Regions from separate parts of the Homo sapiens genome. Here region 2 is linked to region 1. Evidence: read pairs that join two places in POLR2A ChIA-PET (ENCODE). Cell type or tissue: K562. All regions are shown on one strand. Links, peaks and the distances in the headings refer to the core of each region. The heading gives the core; the rest is flanking DNA. Region 1 overlaps CDKAL1 (CDKAL1 threonylcarbamoyladenosine tRNA methylthiotransferase). Region 2 holds the start of LOC124901273 (a long non-coding RNA gene).

Region 1 (8,394 bases), core at 144-8,143:
TGATCCTATGAGGATAGGGCAATAGCAATCATCTAAACATTATATAGAAAATTTTTGATGAGGCCGGGCACAGTGGCTCACGCCTGTAATCCCAGCACTTTGGGAGGCCAAGACGGGTGGATCACGAGGTCAGGAGTTTGAGACCAGCCTGGCCAACATGGTGAAACCCCGTCTCTACTAAAAATACGAAGAATTAGCTGGGCGTGGTGGCAGGTGCCTATAATCCCAGCTACTTAGGAGGCTGAGGCAGGAGAATTGCTTGAACCTGGGAGGCAGAGGTTGCAGTGAGCCAAAAACGTGCCCCTGCACTCCAGCCTGGGCAACACTGCGAGTCTGTCTCAAAAAAGGAAAAGAAAATTGTTGATGGTCCCCATCACTCTCCTTCCTTCCTAGTTCACTTCAGCATATTACACATTTTGTTAGACTCATCTTTGAAATATCTTTTTCCCTAGCTGTCTTCTATATTTGCAGTCTCTAAGTTTGAAACATTAAAAAGTCAGAGTACTTGATGTGGAAATCACTTTTTCTCACCTAAGATAGAAGGAAATTCTTATTTATTTATTTATTTATTTATTTATTTATTTATGAGACAGAGTGTGTCTCTCTTGCCTAGGCTGGAGTACAGTGGTGCAATCTTGGCTCATTGCAACCTCCACCTCCCGGGCTCAAGCAATCCCACCACCTCAGCCTCCTGAGATTACAGGGGTGCACCACCACTCCTGGCTTATCTTAGTATTATTTATGGAGACAGAATTTCACCATGTTGCCCAGGCTGGTCTCAAACTCCTGGGTTCAAGCAATCTGCCTGCCTCAGCCTCCGAAAGTGCTGGGATTACAGACATGAGCCACTGTGCCTGTTCTGAAGGAAATTCTTAGCATATAAATAAATAAAGTGTACTGGATTTCCTTAATCATTGTTATTTAGGCTTATGCTTACCTAGTTCTTTAGCCAGGTTAACATAAGGTATTAATAATGTAATTTACAACACATTTGCTCATTGGAAAGATCTGATCATTGGAAACACAAAGAGAGCACTGCAAAGCCTGCTCTTAAAAAAAATCAACTATAAAAATAAAAGACAAAAAACCCCAAAAGAACAAAATCCAAAAAAAGAAAAAAAAAACCAACTGTGATGTTACAAAAATTACAAAATTGAACATTTCAAAATGCTTCTGTATCAAATGACTTCTTCTGTTAACATTGGGCAAAACCTTGCAAAAAAGGGTAAGTTAGATTTTTTTTTTATTTGTAGAGACCACAGACTGCCAGAAAGGGGAATTTAAAATTACAATTTCCCCCTCTAATATAAATAAATCTATATTTTTAATGCATAAAATTGTGACTTCTATTTCATTTTAAAAAAACAACATTTTTTAGAAAGCTCAAGTCTTAAAAGTAAATTTGGCTTCCCAAATGGAACTTTTTCTTCATCTCTCTTTACATGCTAAAGGAGCTGTCTGATCCTATAGCTTTGGAGCTCATGTGTTTAAAAAAGCAGATTAAAATCTCAAGATACTCTGACAAGGTGTACTTAGACAAGCTGGCTTACCATGTAGTAACTAGAAATGCTTTTATTTACGTTCCAATTAAAGAACTGACATGTGAAAACAATTTTACCAAGTGAAAACAATTTAAGTAGAACAGGGATGGAATATGTCTCTTGTTGCCTTATAAAAAATATATGTTTATCAGTTTGTACTTAAAATCCATATTGATCAGTAGCAAAAGACTGCAAAGATCCCATTAATTTATTATTTAATTTTAAGTAATGTAATAAGAGCTAGTTAACTTAGTTTAAACGCATGAGACTTTTTTAAAAAACCCACCCATTTCTGACATAACCAAACTGAGGAAAATTTTGCAAATTATGAAAATTAAAAATTACCTTTGACATATATAATATTACATGTATTTTATATATCAGAAACTATACAATATAGGCCGGGTGCAGTGGCTCACGCCTGTGGTCCCAGCACTTTGGGAGGCCGAGGTGGGCAGATGACCTGAGGTCAGGAGTTGGAGACCAGCCTGGCCAACATGGTGAAACCCTGTCTCTACTAAAAGTACAAAAATTAGCCAGGCATAGTGGCGCACATCTATAATCCCAGCTACTCGGGAGGCTGAGGCAGGAGAATCGCTTGAACCCGAGGGGCTGAGGTTGCAGTGAGCTGCGATCATGCCACTGCACTCCAGCCTGGGCAACAGAGCGAGATGCCGTCTTAAAAATAACCCAAAAAGCTACATAATATATATCAGAGACTATGTATAATATACATAATACCTATATATTTTATGCCTTGTTTTAGAAAGACTACTTTCTACTCTTCTCCCACTCCCAGAAATGATTTATTGTTTGTTAACACCTTTATGCAAATTAGTTTGTGCTATTCCTCAAGAATTAGTGTATGTATAGAGAGGATTACAGGTAGATCAATCCATAGGAATGATGCTCTTGTGAGAGACATTTGATTGAGCAATGTCGAGGGCACTGGGTTTATATTCCATTGCCACCATTGTGCTGTGGTCATGGCATTTAATTTCTCTAAATCTAAGATCGCGTGAAGTAAAACTACTACGTTTTTTTCTGAAGTCTAAATGAGACAATGAATGTGACTCAGCACATTGTCTAGCACATACAGATGCAAACTGCTATCATTACTGTTGCTATTTATGCTACTACTACTGAAGCAGGATATTTCCCTGATCCCTTTGCAGGCAGGAACTAGAGTGCACAGGCACTAGAACTAGCCAGCCACTTCAGTGTCAGCAGGGGCAGAGTCTACTTGCTTGGTCCTGCTGTGTTCCACAGCTCATGGGTGGGGGAGTGCAGGTGAGCGGGTGCAGGAGCTGGGGCAAGTGCTTTTGGGTGCTAGCAGGCAAAAATCTCCATGGAGGCCCTGCAGCAGTTTCTAGGGAGGTGCCCGAGACCCCTGAAGCCCCAGAAGGAATGTTACAGTGCCATTTTAGCTTTGCCATTCGTGGACGGCTTAAGTGTTAACAGCTAAGTGGAGGGTGCACACACACTCGTGGCACCCAAATTCTTGTCTGGCTTCCAGGAGGAATGAGGTTGCATGATCGAATTAGAGATGGTAAATGCAGAGGATTTTTATTACTGATGAAGGTGGCTCCCAGCGGGAAGGGGAGCTGAAAAGGGGACGGATTGGGAAGGTAATCTCCTCTCCGAAGCTACGCCTTCAAGCTGTCCCTCTGAAGTCAAGCTGCTTCTCTCTGACGTCCAACTACAATCTCCAGTGTCCAGCTGCTTCTCCTTTGTCTGCTGGCTGAGCCTGGGGTTTTTATGGGCACAGTAACGGGGGGGGGTGGGGAAGGCTATGGGTGGTTTTGGAAAGGACAACATTTGAGCAGGAAAACAGGGATGTAAGTTCTCATTTTGGGCTGCAGTTCCAGGCTTGAGGATGGAGCCCTCACCAGGGACCTGCCCTTTTCTACCCAGAATTTCCCTGCCTCCCCTCCCTATCACTACTACTGTATCACTAATAGTGCCGTAATTTGGAATGGGCTAGGGAGCCTTATTAGTTCCTCTGTAATCATTCCAATTAAATGACTTCTTATGGCCCATTTTTCAAATACTTTTTTTTAGGTCGACGACTTGTAATTATACATATTTATAGGGTACAGTTTGACATTTCCATTCATATGTATGTTGCATAATGATCAAACAGGGTATTTAGCTTGAACATCACTTTACGTGTTCATCATTGCTTTGGGTGTGGACATTCAAAAGCCTCTCTTCTAGCTATTTTGTAATTACGTTCCATGGTTTTTTTGTTTGTTTGTTTTTGGTTTTGTTGAGACAGAGTTTCACTCTTGTTGCCCAGGCTGGAGTGCAGTGCTGCGATCTCGGCTCACTGCAACCTCTGCCTCCCAGATTCAAGCGGTTCCCCTGCCTCAGCCTCCCAAGTAGCTGGGATTATAGGCACCCGCCACCACTCCCAGCTAATTTTTTGTATTTTTAGTAGAGATGGGGTTTCACTATGTTGGCCAGGCTGGTCTTGAACTCCTGATCTCAGGTGATCTGCCCACCTCTGCCTCCCAAAATGCTGTGATTATAGGCGTGGGCCACTGCACCCCACCCTGTTCCATGTTCTTAAGACCTAAAGTCTTAAAATAACTTTAAAGCTAGGCATGGTGGCTCACACCTGTAATCCCAGCATTTTGAGAGGCTGAAGCGGGAGGATCCCTTGAACTCAGGAGTTCACTTGAACCTAGGAGGTGGACTCTGCAGTGAGCTGTGATCATGCCACTGCATTCCAACCTGGATGATGGAGTGAGACCCTGCCTCAAAAAAAAAAAACAACTTTTAAGACTTCCCTTTCTGTACAATGCATTTAAGAGGTGGGGGAGAGAATTGCCTATTCCTCTTTTCTTCTTTTACCTTCTTTCTCATTTTTATATGCTTTTCAAATGAAGAAATTTTTTCTTTTTGTATCTATTTATTTTTTCCATTCTCTCATCATAGCTCCAGGGACAACATTGTTCTAATGGTAATAACTTGTTCAGGAATGAGTCTAAGATGTTTTGCTGATTCTTATCTCTGATTCTCCTTTGTTTGTTGTTTTCATATTCAGATTTCTCTCTCCTGTTATGCTAATGTGGAAGTATTATGATCCCCTTGAGTCTAAGTGCTTGGGTGATTTGGACCCTGCTTAAAAGAAAGGTTTTCTTCCTTCGTTTTTGAGGAAATTGGGCTCAGACCTAATGATCTACTGTCAAGAAATACTGTTAGCTTTATATGTTAGTCTTTGAAAATCATTTCATTTTTCTCAAACTCACTAGATAGTATCACATATAATTTTATAATTTAGTTGTTTCAAGATGATAGCAAGAGTAATGAATCCTTCTTTTAATAATGGTTGTTTTCAGCAATGATTAGTTTTTTATTCTATTTTTCTCAATTTTTCAAAATTTAAAGAAACATGCATTGCTTTTAATAGAGAAAAAATGTATATTTTTAAAGAACAATGGAGATATTTTTTCATTACTTTATGTGCACTACTTATTTTATGCGTTTTTTTTCTAAGGGAATGGGACAGGTTCAGCCTTATAAGATACTACAAGCCCAACCCTCAAATGTACAATTCTCTCTTTAGAAGGACTTTAACAAAATGTGTAGTAATTGGTATATTTAATAAAAAAAAAAAAGTAAATAGAGAATCATTAAGTGATCTCCAAGTATGCTTATTTTTCTAAATATACTTTTAAAGATATATAAGTGGTATTATTAGACTTAGAAAAGCCAGAAGAACTGATATGGCAGGTCACTAGATTATTTTATAAAATATGCAGCCTTGTTTGTATTTTAAGACACTAGGTATATTATGTGTGTCAAAATCAGATCAAGTTAGAATTTTGAGAGTTTACTATGCATGCAAAAGAAAAGTTTATGAACCAGAAAGACCTCAAACTGAAAAATGGCACGAAGTCTCAATTTTACAGCCATTAAGACAGCACAGTTCATAGACTGTAAAATAGGAAGTATTTTGACCTTTCCCATGATTGGCTGTCCTATATTCTTCTTTAAGGCAAACAAAGATGTGTAAGCTGATTTGTCTATAGTTGATTGGTTTAACTTCACTGACTCAAAAGGACAAGAAGTTTATGTTTGTGTTTGGGGTTATTGTTCTGTGGAAATCAAGATGCCTTAAGTTTTGGTTACCTATGTACAGTGGCCTTGTGTATCTAAACTGTGTCCACCATTTTTATTTATTAAACCTATGTTATCTTTGCAGTTTGTCTGGAAACTTTTTTTTTTTTTTTTTTGAGACAGAGACTGTGTCACCCAGGCTGGAGTGCAGTGGCACAATCTCAGCTCACTGCAACCTCTGCCTCCTGGATTCAAGTGATTGTCCTCAGCCTCCTGAGCAGCTGGGACTATAGGTGTGCACCACCAAACCCAGCTAATTTTTGTATTTTTAGTAAAGACGGGGTTTTACCATGTTGGCCAGGCTGGTCTTGAATTCCTGACCTCAAGTGATCCGCCCACCTCAGCTTCCCAAAGTGCTGGGGGGTTATAAGCGTGAGACACCGTGCCTGGCTAGGAAACGTTTTTATCTTTAAAAATTGAACTCTACTTGGGGTAAAACCTTTTGTTGCTCTTGCAACAGTTAACTTCTTCTTCCCGTGTTTTACCTTCATAATTGATAGGCACTTCCATCCTAATATTTATTGAAAAATAGTTAAGAAAAAGGATGCTGTGCTATGACAAGATTGGGTTCTAAATCCAGTTATTCCACTTACTGCTCTTGACTATAGACACATCATTTTATTTTATTTTTTTGGGACAGGGTCTTACTCTGTTGCCCAGGTTGGAGTGTAGTGGCACAATCACGACTCACTGCAGCCTTGACTTCCTGGGCTCATGTGATCCTTCTACCTCGGCCTCCCAAGTAGCTGGAACTCCAGGCACACACTACCATCCCCAGCTTTTTTTTTTTTTTTTTTCACCTGTAGACATGGGGTCCCACTAGTTGCCCAGGCTTAACTTGAATTCCTACATTCAAGCTATCCTCCCACCCTGGCCTCCCAAAGTATTGAGATTACAAGTGTGAGTCACTGCATCCAGCCAGACATATCATTTTAAACATCTCTAAACTTTGGTGTTTTTATCCGTAACATGAGAATGCATCAGTGGATTAATCAAAGTCCTTCAAAGAAACATAATATGTGTGTGTGTGTGTGTGTGTGTGTGTGTGTGTGTGTAGTGAGGGAGAATTCACTCTTGCTCTGCCATTTTGTTTAATTTGAGCCCTCAAAGGATTGGATGCTACCCACCCATTGATGAGGATGGATCTTCTTTTACTCTGTCTGCTGATTGAAATGCTAATCTGTTCTGGAAATACCCTCACAGACACCCAGAAATAATGTTTTATCAGCTATCTGCGCATTCAGTAGCCCTGTCAACACGTAACATTCACAATCATAGTAAGGATAAACTAAGTTATGTTGTATAGTAAAATCGCCTCCAAAATCTCAGTGGCTTATACCAACAAACATTTATTTCTTGTTCATGTTACACACCCATCATGTACTGGCTGAAGTTCTGTTCTAGTTTTCTCCACTTCAGAACTTAGACCATGGAGTTAGGGGGGAAAAGAGACTGAGAGAATCACTGGTTTTTTTGTTTCTATTTTTATTTATTTATTTATTTTGAGACTGAGTATCGCTCTGTCGCCAGGCTGGAGTGCAGTGGCACGATCTCAGCTCACTGAAATCTCCGCCTCCCGGGTTCAAGCAATTCTCCTGCCTCAGCCTCCCCAGTAGCTAGGATTACAGGCACGCACCACCACTCCCAGTTAATTTTTTTTCTTTTTTGTATTTTTAGTAGAGACGGGGTTTCACCACGTTGGCCAGGATGGTCTTGATCTCCTTACCTCATGATCCATCTGCCTCGGCCTCCCAAAATGCTGGGATTACAGGTACGAGCCACCGTGCCTGGCTGAGAACCACTGGTTTTAAGTCTTTTATCCTGAAGTAGCGCGTGTCATTTCTGCCCACATTTCATTGGCCATCCCAAGTCATATGGCTACTCCTGCCTATAGGCAGGGGTTATACTACTCCCACAGAGACAGAAGCCAGAATACTTACTGGCAAACAGTAATACGGTTTACCGCAGAAACAGTAAAAAAAAATACCTATGTCATAGCATCAGGAGTCAAATGAGATGCACTCAAACTGTTCCGCAGACTGCCTAACACTGAGTAAGTGCTTCATTGACAAACAAGGCAATTAGATGCTTACACGTTTATAGAATGCAGAGGAGATTATTGTCTACTTTGCATCCCCAATCCCAGAAAGATAGTTTGATGTTTAGTAAGTATTTGCTTAGCTACATCATTTACATACCAAGGAAGTCTTAACTAAAGCAGTTAAATCACTAGGCCATTTTTCTGTGTACTGCTTAAACCATGGAACTAAAGTTACCTAAGGTAAGCCTCAGTTTGGATAATCAGGTCATAGATAAATGACTTAAATATTTTAAGATAAATCTTTAACATCTGCCTTTCCATTGGATTCCTCAATTATGTATATCATATTTAAGAGAAGCCAATAAAACTCTCTGAGCTGACGGTACAGCCTGAGCTGCCCTTTCCCCATTAAATTGATCAGCTATTGATTCGTTCTGTTGGTGTGTAGCAGTCTTTTCTTAAATGGAACAAAGGCAATTGTGTGTGGATTTTAAGGCTTTTTATAGCGTATACCTGTTCATATAATGTTTGTTTGAATCACCAAAGATTTTGCTGTTAGTTTTAGTTTTTCTCTTTGTTATTTTATTTCAAAACTAATACAGCAAAATTGAGTTTTTCATATGTGTTCCATTCTATGAATTTTAAAATATATATATATAGATACATGTAACCACCACCACCATCATC
Region 2 (8,394 bases), core at 82-8,081, 410 kb before region 1:
TATCTTTATTGTGGTAAGTTATAGATTATTGATAGGGGCTTCTATAGTTTATTTTTCTACTTTTGGTCTCCTTATCCTATCTTCCCACTAGATTAAAAAATTCTCCCCAAATATATTCTGCTGTGGGGATTTTCAGAAATGTTAGCACCCTCACTGGGGAGGAATTACCTTCTACCTGTATTTCTGGAAGGGGAAGCTTATGTGAATCTCTAAAAAGAGAATTATATTGATGTTACGAAGTAAGTACTATAGGTGAAAGAGAGAATAAGAAAAAACTCGATGTTTAAAGGAGCATCTATTGAGTTACTCTGTGCAAGGCTGACCAACTCACCTTGTGATCTTAGTCAAGCCATGTAATCTCCCTGAGCCTCAGTTTATTCATATATAAAATAAGCAAGTTGAACTCCTCTGTTCCCTGGTTCTTTGTAAATTCATTCATTCTTAGATATTCATCATAAGCCTGTTGTGTTATGTATTCAGCAGTTGAACAAGACAGATGCAGTCTTATCCTTGTAAGAAGACTTCTCTTTCCCCTATCTCTGCTGACCTGTCCTTCTCCCTGTTCTCTTATCTAGTAATTGGTTGGATAATGAGGAAGTGAAGCAATGTGAAATGCTTAATTACAAATTTGGGGACTCTGTCTGCTTTTATGGATGAAGTGGATTGACATTTTGGGGGGAAAAGTACCCTGTAAAAACATAGTTTATATATATTAAAAATGTTATTAAAATGAAAAAGTGATTTATCAGTTAGTGGTAAATTAATTGGCTGACTTGGGAGTGAAAATTATTTGACTTGGGAGACAAAATTACTCTCTAGACTGAGCTAGAGAGTAATTTTGTCTAAATTGAGGTATAGCAGATATAAAATGGAAAAGATTTATCTTTGATGTTGAGTAATTTTAAAAAATGCATTTGAGCTTCTTGGGAATAGTTACCCATCTTGATGTATTTGCTGAAGATCAGATGTAATTTTAAAAAAAATTTTTGGTAGAAAAATGTCTTTGGTATAAGTCAGGCCTATTATCTTGAGATTTATGCCTTTATTCTGGAAAATTGAAATTTTTATCTCATAAAAGAGGAAAATAATTTGAATGGAGTTAATAAAAATGAAAGGAGTAAAATTTCACTTAGAAATACAGTGAGGCATCCAAAATGAAGAAAAATCCCTTATTTGGCTTCTAGATCTAAAATGATATTCTAATCTATGCAGGTTGGTTCAAGAGCACTTTACCCCTGTTGGAGGCAGCCAGGTTAGCTTTATTGAATGTAAATCTCTGACTTCTCCCAAGATACCCATGAAAGCAACTAAATTCATTGGTTATTAGGCAGCAAGAGTAAGTTCAATTTTCTCTACACTTGTGACAATTAGAGGTTGGTTCTAGCCTGTCTAATGCTTAAGTTTCAAGGCTACCTGTATTTGAGAGCTGTTTTGGGGAGATAACCTTGTAACACATACATTTTAATGAGTACATTACTTTTACCACCTGCTGAAGTCGACTTGGAGTGACTACTGACCTGAAGTGAATGCCTGTGTTCAATATTAATATGGCATGTCTGGATCCAGACAGCAATCTTTCATTTTGACATGCACATAGTCAAAGTAAATTAATGTTTAAAACCCAAACACTTTAAGTTCAGCCAGTGTGTGCATTCCATAATAATCCTTCAGAAGCAGTTTACATAGAAATGCTGAGTGCTTTCTTATACTTTATTTATCATATGTATTGGGTCCACATTGCAGTACTTATAACGAGATTTATCCAGTGCTGTTTTTGTTCCTTGTTTTGTGGAGGCTAAAGAAGTTAATTTATTTCAGGATTTAGTCTCTGCATATTTTAAGCAAAATTATACTTAAAAATCTTCATGTGCCTGGCAAGATAGTAGTCTAATTTCAGTTATATTATTTTTAGATGGAAAAAAAAAATCAAGCTAATTGCATACTTTATTTCTGCTCAAATGATCACCAATTTTTGAAAGTATAGTAGTAGTTTAAAAAAAGAAAAAAACTAGGCCCAGATATAGTGTATGTTTGTGACTACATGTAACAAGGATATTGCTGATTTTCCTTTTCTCTCATACATACCATTTTCTAGTCTTGCTTTTATTGGTTAGAAAACATTCATGGCAGATGTAGTAATGGGGAAATTATATTAACATTTAAGTATTAAATTAGCTTGTAGCCAGAGTCTCCTTCTAATATGATGACATTTAGCAAGTTCAGGATTTTAAGGACCATGTTGCGCAACTCATTGTTACACATTTCCTGTTTGCCTTTTTTGAAAAAGTATCTGAGATCTGTTTTTTCAGATTGGAAATTTCCATTGTGGATTTCAATGTTGTTGTTGTCATTTTACCTTGCTGGTCAGTGTTTGTTATTTATGTATTAAGAATATGTAGTATAGTGACCATAATGAGAATAGTAGGTGATTGGAGTTGTATGCAAATGACAGTTTTCATAACACTTTTGCAGTTTAATTTCAACAAAAACCTCAAGTTATATTTATTAGCAAACATATTTCAGCTAAGGAGTTTTTTATGCTCCAAAAAGATGGCAGATGGAAATGAACCTAATATGTGTTCAAAGAAAGTATGCTGCATTTATTTCAAATTGTATCTGATACATCAGCATGATGATTTATATGTTGTCTTAGAATTAAAGTAGATGCCATACTTTTACTGTAAAAGTCAAAATTAGATTTCTTCTATATTTGACAGAATTTATTTTCTGTTCATAAATAAATATAGTATTTGGTTTAGGATGTAGAACATCAAATAACAACTGTTAGATTATGCTTAATATATTTATCATTTTCTGAATTTTGGATGTTCTTAACATCAGAAAAATATGTCCTTTACCCATACAGTGACTTTAGATTGGATTTGGAAGCATTGTACAGAGAAGACCTATTGTTCCTATTGAATAAGGATGCCGTACAGAGATGAGCTTTTTGACCCACTGCTCTTCCAGTAGTAATGGATTTGCACTAATTTGAGCAGAGTATGCCACTTGGTCCTGTTTTTCAGTTGTCCTGTGTGATGGCTGGCTAGCAAAATCAAACATCTGCATTTTGACTGTGGAAGGCAGTATAACTAGCTGGCTCATACTGGTTCAAATTTGCAACACTGATATGGTTAGTATTATGGTGTCACTACCTGAATTAAGTAGTTGTGGCTAAATTGTTTATATTATATGAACATATTCGTTATTATTCTGCATGGAGAATTTTTGTCCTCATGGATTGTTTCATAAAGTGTTTTATTAGCTTGGATTAATTGGAAAATAAGCTTTTTAATATGGACCTCTCCCCTAGTCAGAGACTTTGCAAATGATTTCTACAAAAATAAACTATAAAATAGATGATATAATGGGGCCTATTATTCCTGATTTGATTTTAATTTGCTTCCTTTTATAATTTTTCCACAATAAAACAGAGCCTCTCAGAAAGTAAAAGGATGTAATCCTAGCTCAGATGGTATAGGGTCCTTATGTCTTGAGCTATTATGATGGAAGGTACCCCTATACCTCCACTGATAGAAATATGATGGGCAGACATTTTCTTTGGTGAAAAGTAGTTCATAGTTTACTGTGATATCCACTCCTTGGACTTACTTTAGAGGACTGTTTACTGAGGGCAAAATATGTGCATGATTACATATAATCAAGGTTAATTTTTATCAAGGGTCACCATGTTTTTGCTATGGTCTGACAATCATGACCTACATTAAAAGAGCCCTGTGGGTCTGTCTGGTGTATTTTTGCTTGATGTCTGGGTAGTTTATTTCAGATGCTTGTCAGTTTCATTATATATTTTTGTTTGGGGCTCTTGCTGGATTTTCAGGTACACCATAAAAACAGTTCTCTTTGCAGTTAGATTGTCATGAAATAGCTTCTGTTTTATGGTATGAAAACACTCTTTAATCTTGAAGGGTGAGTAATTTTGGGAACATTTTCCATTTGGTGGTGTGTTATGTTCAAATGGTAGGTTATTTTGAAATAGGATAGACTTTGCAGCTAAGATTCCAGATTTAGTTCAGTTAATTCATTCTTTAGTGAGTTTTTCTTGGGAAAATATTTTGGAATTTTCATTTCAAATGCATCCTCCTCATTTAAGAAAAATCCAGATGAGTAGTTTATTTCACAATATAATAACTAAATAGGATTTATAAAGCAGAAATTTATAAATCCTTTCTTTTGCTGGGACAAAGGCAATGGTGAAAATTAAAAAAAAATAAAGTTAGGACATTTAGGTAACTCAAAGACAGAACTTAATGGCTGTTAAGATTGGAGTATTTGGTTTTGTAGTTTTTAAACCATATTTAATTTTGGCCATATCTATCTTATTTAGTAGTTTAAAGGATAAACAGTTCAAACAGTAAGAAAAAAGCAGTTTGTGTTTTGTCAGTTTTCAACTTTAGATATCAGTAAATCATTGCTGTAGCTTTCTTTATCTTTTGTTTGCACAAAAAACCTGTTAGAATTATGTCTGCGGGGACCATCTGCTGTGGTTCCCAGTCTTGTCAGTGTGATAAGGGATAAGCTGTATAAACAGGGGCACCACAAAAAAAAAAAAAAAAAAAAAGAAAGCAAACTGCTTTTAGAAGGGAAAAAGTATCCATTTAATTTTATAACATAGCCACAGAAATTCATATGATTTTTCTCATAATCTATCAGAATTGAGGTTGTAATATATTTTTTCAGAAACCACAGGTCCAAGTTATTTCTATGGTTTATCTTCACATTAATATTATATCTTTTTGATTACAGGGTTTCTATTTTGGAGGTCATAGCTTTTAAAAGTTCTTCGAAAATATTTCAGTATAGCACTTGACATTGCAATATTTTTCACATTGTCTGCTTAGTTTCTGGATCTTTTTTTCCCTAGCCATTAATTTTTCTTTCAGTTGAATCCTCAGAAATCATCCTTTTCCTGTTTCATTTGCAAGGAGGTCATGATGCTTCGTAAGGAACAAGGCAGTCATTTCCATGGCAACACACTCTATCAAAACATCACAAATCTGTCGTGCCCCTTACCTTTAAACTCTCAAATGCTAAGAGGAGGAGGTGTGTAAGGAGCAGCATTGTTCTTACAGCATAACTATACGATCACAAGGAGAGGGAAGTCAATTAATTGACTCAAAAGTACCTTAAGTTGACTTAGCTATAGACATATATATGTAAGGAATTTATCTTTTATATTGTATTAAACAGTGTTTTGAGGATGGAAAAATGAACATTCCAAAACTCTGATTTAAAGATCTTATTTAGTGTCTGTGAGAACTGTAAAAGAAGAATAAATAGCTGAGTTATGTCATACATGTAAACATGTTACACAGTTACTCCAGTCATGAGAAGTCTACCTTTGCCTGGAGGCCCCAGCACATGTCTCTGTCAGTCATTTTGGCTTAAGCTAGGATATTTTCAGCATGATAGTGACACCTATCTTTTAAACAAGTTCCAGAATTTTGTCAATTTTCTTTTTCTTTTTAACCATTAAGAGGAGGTGTTAGCAAGATGGCGTGACTCCTGGATATGGAATAGGAGAACAATTGGTGTTTCATCATTACTGAAAATTTTATGCTCTTTGAAATCAGGTATGAAGTATAATAAAAATCAACAGTTTTATGAGATTTTGTGGTAAAGCAATTCTTATTTTATTAACTTCAAGTCTTCTGCATTTTCAGCATTTCATTTTATTCTGTAGCATTTTTACTCCTGGGTAATGCATTTATTTGTGTGACCTGTGAAGATGGTAAATTTTGCAATGCTTAGCGCCTTCTGTTTCCCCATGTTCCTTGTAGCAAACTCTATGCTAGTCCTTATCATAGAACCTACCTATTGTACTTTAGGAGTCAGCTCACAGGACTGACACCTCCCACTTGACTGTAGCCACCTTGGAGGCAGGAGCTTGCTTTTCTCTGTGTGTGGCGTGGAGCAGGTGTTCAATAATGTTTGTTGAGAGAACAGTGGTCAGAATGAATGGAATTAGTTGTTTGTGATAATGTTTATTTTCTCTATATGGCACAGGTATATATATATTTTAATTTTTTACTGTGTATGTCTAAAATGAGGTTGAAATATGTTCTCCATACCCATTTTGTATTTAACAATTTTTTTGTAGTGTATTTTGAAATCTTGGTAGGCTATTTCCTTTTGCCTTTTCAGGCCTCCATACACTCCTATTACAAGAGGACTTCTGTCTCTGTTCCACATTTCCCTTCGTTGTTGGCGACCTAACCTTGGTGACCGCAAGCGATCGGTTGTGAGAGAAAGAGCTGTAAGTGGGGAAGGCTTTCCGAGTCTATAGGTACTACCTGGTGGCAGTATTAACACATTTTATTATGAACTATTTGACAGAGAAAAGGATTAAGAGAATAAGGACCAGTTATATATCACCTACTCAGATTTAGAAATGAAACATTACTGATATAGCTGCAGCCCTCCATGTAGGGGGCGGGGGTTAGGTGGGAGTATATTTTTCATTTTCACTTTGTACCTTTTTGCTCTACAAAAGCTTCAGACTTCAAAAGAAATCTTTCCTTGCTCTGTGCTTTCATAGTACTACCCCAGGCCTAAGTGTATTATTGAACCTGCCAGTGTATTATAACCATCTGTTCAGATGTCTGTCACCTCTACCAGGCTGTACTTCATCTTTGTATTTTCAGTACCGTACATAATAGCTAGAATGGAATAGGTGCTCAGTAAGTGCTTGTTGTGTGAATGACTGAATGAATGAATAGGTACAATTCTTTTCTCAAAATACCATGTTAATGTAGGATTCTGTTTAGCAAAACTATTTCCTTGTCTAGCCCATAGTTACAGGGCCTTGGTGCTCTGATTTGAACAAATTGAATTAAACATAAAATCCTGTAGAACAGATGCATTTACAAGTCTCTGCTCACACAGCTGCTGGTCTATTTAATAAAAACATTGCTGTTTTGATTGGGTATTCATAGCCTTTCTTTTTGTTAACTCTATTAGTATCATGGTATAAGCAGACTACAGTCTAGGGAAGATGAGTGGAAGAATGAGCCAGTGATCAGAACTCAGAGAGACAATAGGAGATGGATGTCAAGAAGATGGATGGGGAAAATGTTTTAGTCTTAGGTGTAGTTACAATAAAAAGAACAAATACATGTATTTGTCTTCCCTGGACTATATGTCATAAATCTCTGACTCCATATTTCTTATGCAGTTATTGTAACCTTCCTTCCCCTAAACCACCTAAGTATGTATAACATTCCTACTCTAAATTACAAAAAATCGATACTGATGCATTTGCTTTTTAAATTTTTAAAAATTCAGGTATAATTTATATCCAATAAAATGCATAGATCTTAAGCATTCAGTTGAGTGAATTTTTTTTCCCATTTATGCACCTATGTAAACACTACCCCAAACAAGGTAGGGGATATTTCCATCACCCCAGAAAAATTTTTCCTACCTCTCTCCCATCAACCCTCCTTTTCCCTTCCCCTCCCCTCTGCAGCAGCCACTTTCTGATTCTGATTTCACTTGTTCTTGGGAGTCATATGAATGGACTCATAGTATGTACTTTTATGTCTGGCTTCTTTTATTCAAGATACTGTTTTTGGATTCATCCATGTTGTTGCATGTATAAATTCGATTTGCTTCTAGCAACAGAAATGTGTATACTAGCAATCAAATACAAATTTACTTTTACCTTAAAGTTGAGAGATTGAGTAGTGCTTTTTTAAGAGGATTGTTAGTAGACTTCCACAGCAACTCACATATATTGAGTGCCAGTCCCTACGCTCAGTGCTTTACACACATTATCTTATTTAATTGTGTTTTGTGATTGTTTGTTTAGTTGTTTACTTAATTCTCTACGGCAGACATGTTCGGTGAAAGCATTGACATCTGATGAAGAAGTTGACTTGGTGTTTGACAAAAGAAACTGTCTTGTGATATAAAATTCTGATTGTTTTCTCAGGACTAAGTACTAAGCATTGTTTATGGCAGGCATCGATGAGCTTAAATCATGAAACAGGAGGAAAAGTGTAAAAGGACAATGGAAGAGAGTTACTGGGTGGGAAAGAAAGAAGTGCAGTAGCTAGTTTAGATTCGTCTTATACAATCTGTGATGAAACTTTTGAGACAGAGTCTCGCTCTGTTGCCCAGGCTGGAGTGCAGCAGCGCAATCTCGGCTCACTGCAACCTCTGCCTCCTGGGTTCAAGCGATTCTCCTGGCTCAGCCTTCCGAGTAGCTGGCATTACGGGCCTGCACCACCATGCTTGGCTAATTTTTGTATTTTTTTGGTAGAGACAGGGTTCAACTTGTTGCCCTGGCTGGTCTCGAACTCCTGACCTGAAGTGATCCACCTGCTTCAGCCTCCCAAAGCACTGGGATTACAGATGTGAGCCACTGAGCCC

The links. ChIA-PET counts read pairs that join two places held together with the same protein. Peaks named below come from ENCODE experiments on the same cell type or tissue, not always from the same donor. Only the 100,000 strongest peaks of a DNase experiment are listed, where the experiment ranks them.
Region 2: POLR2A ChIA-PET joins it to region 1 with 5 read pairs; 2 of 35 experiments call an interaction of 5 or more read pairs at or near these places.

The regions. Positions count from the first base shown.
Region 1 is chr6:20,981,499-20,989,892 of GRCh38, forward strand. The region is part of intron 10 of CDKAL1 (CDKAL1 threonylcarbamoyladenosine tRNA methylthiotransferase); the gene reads left to right. Among named protein-coding and RNA genes, the nearest start is that of CDKAL1, 450 kb to the left of the region's middle. In K562, for the core only: no CTCF peak of the experiment used is centred there; no DNase peak of the experiment used is centred there.
Region 2 is chr6:20,570,881-20,579,274 of GRCh38, forward strand. The region is part of intron 4 of CDKAL1 (CDKAL1 threonylcarbamoyladenosine tRNA methylthiotransferase); the gene reads left to right. It overlaps LOC124901273 (a long non-coding RNA gene), which reads left to right and starts at 2,924. Exons shown (of 2, transcript XR_007059491.1): 1 at 2,924-3,133; 2 at 5,499-5,630. In K562, for the core only: no CTCF peak of the experiment used is centred there; a DNase peak (open chromatin) is centred at 4,511.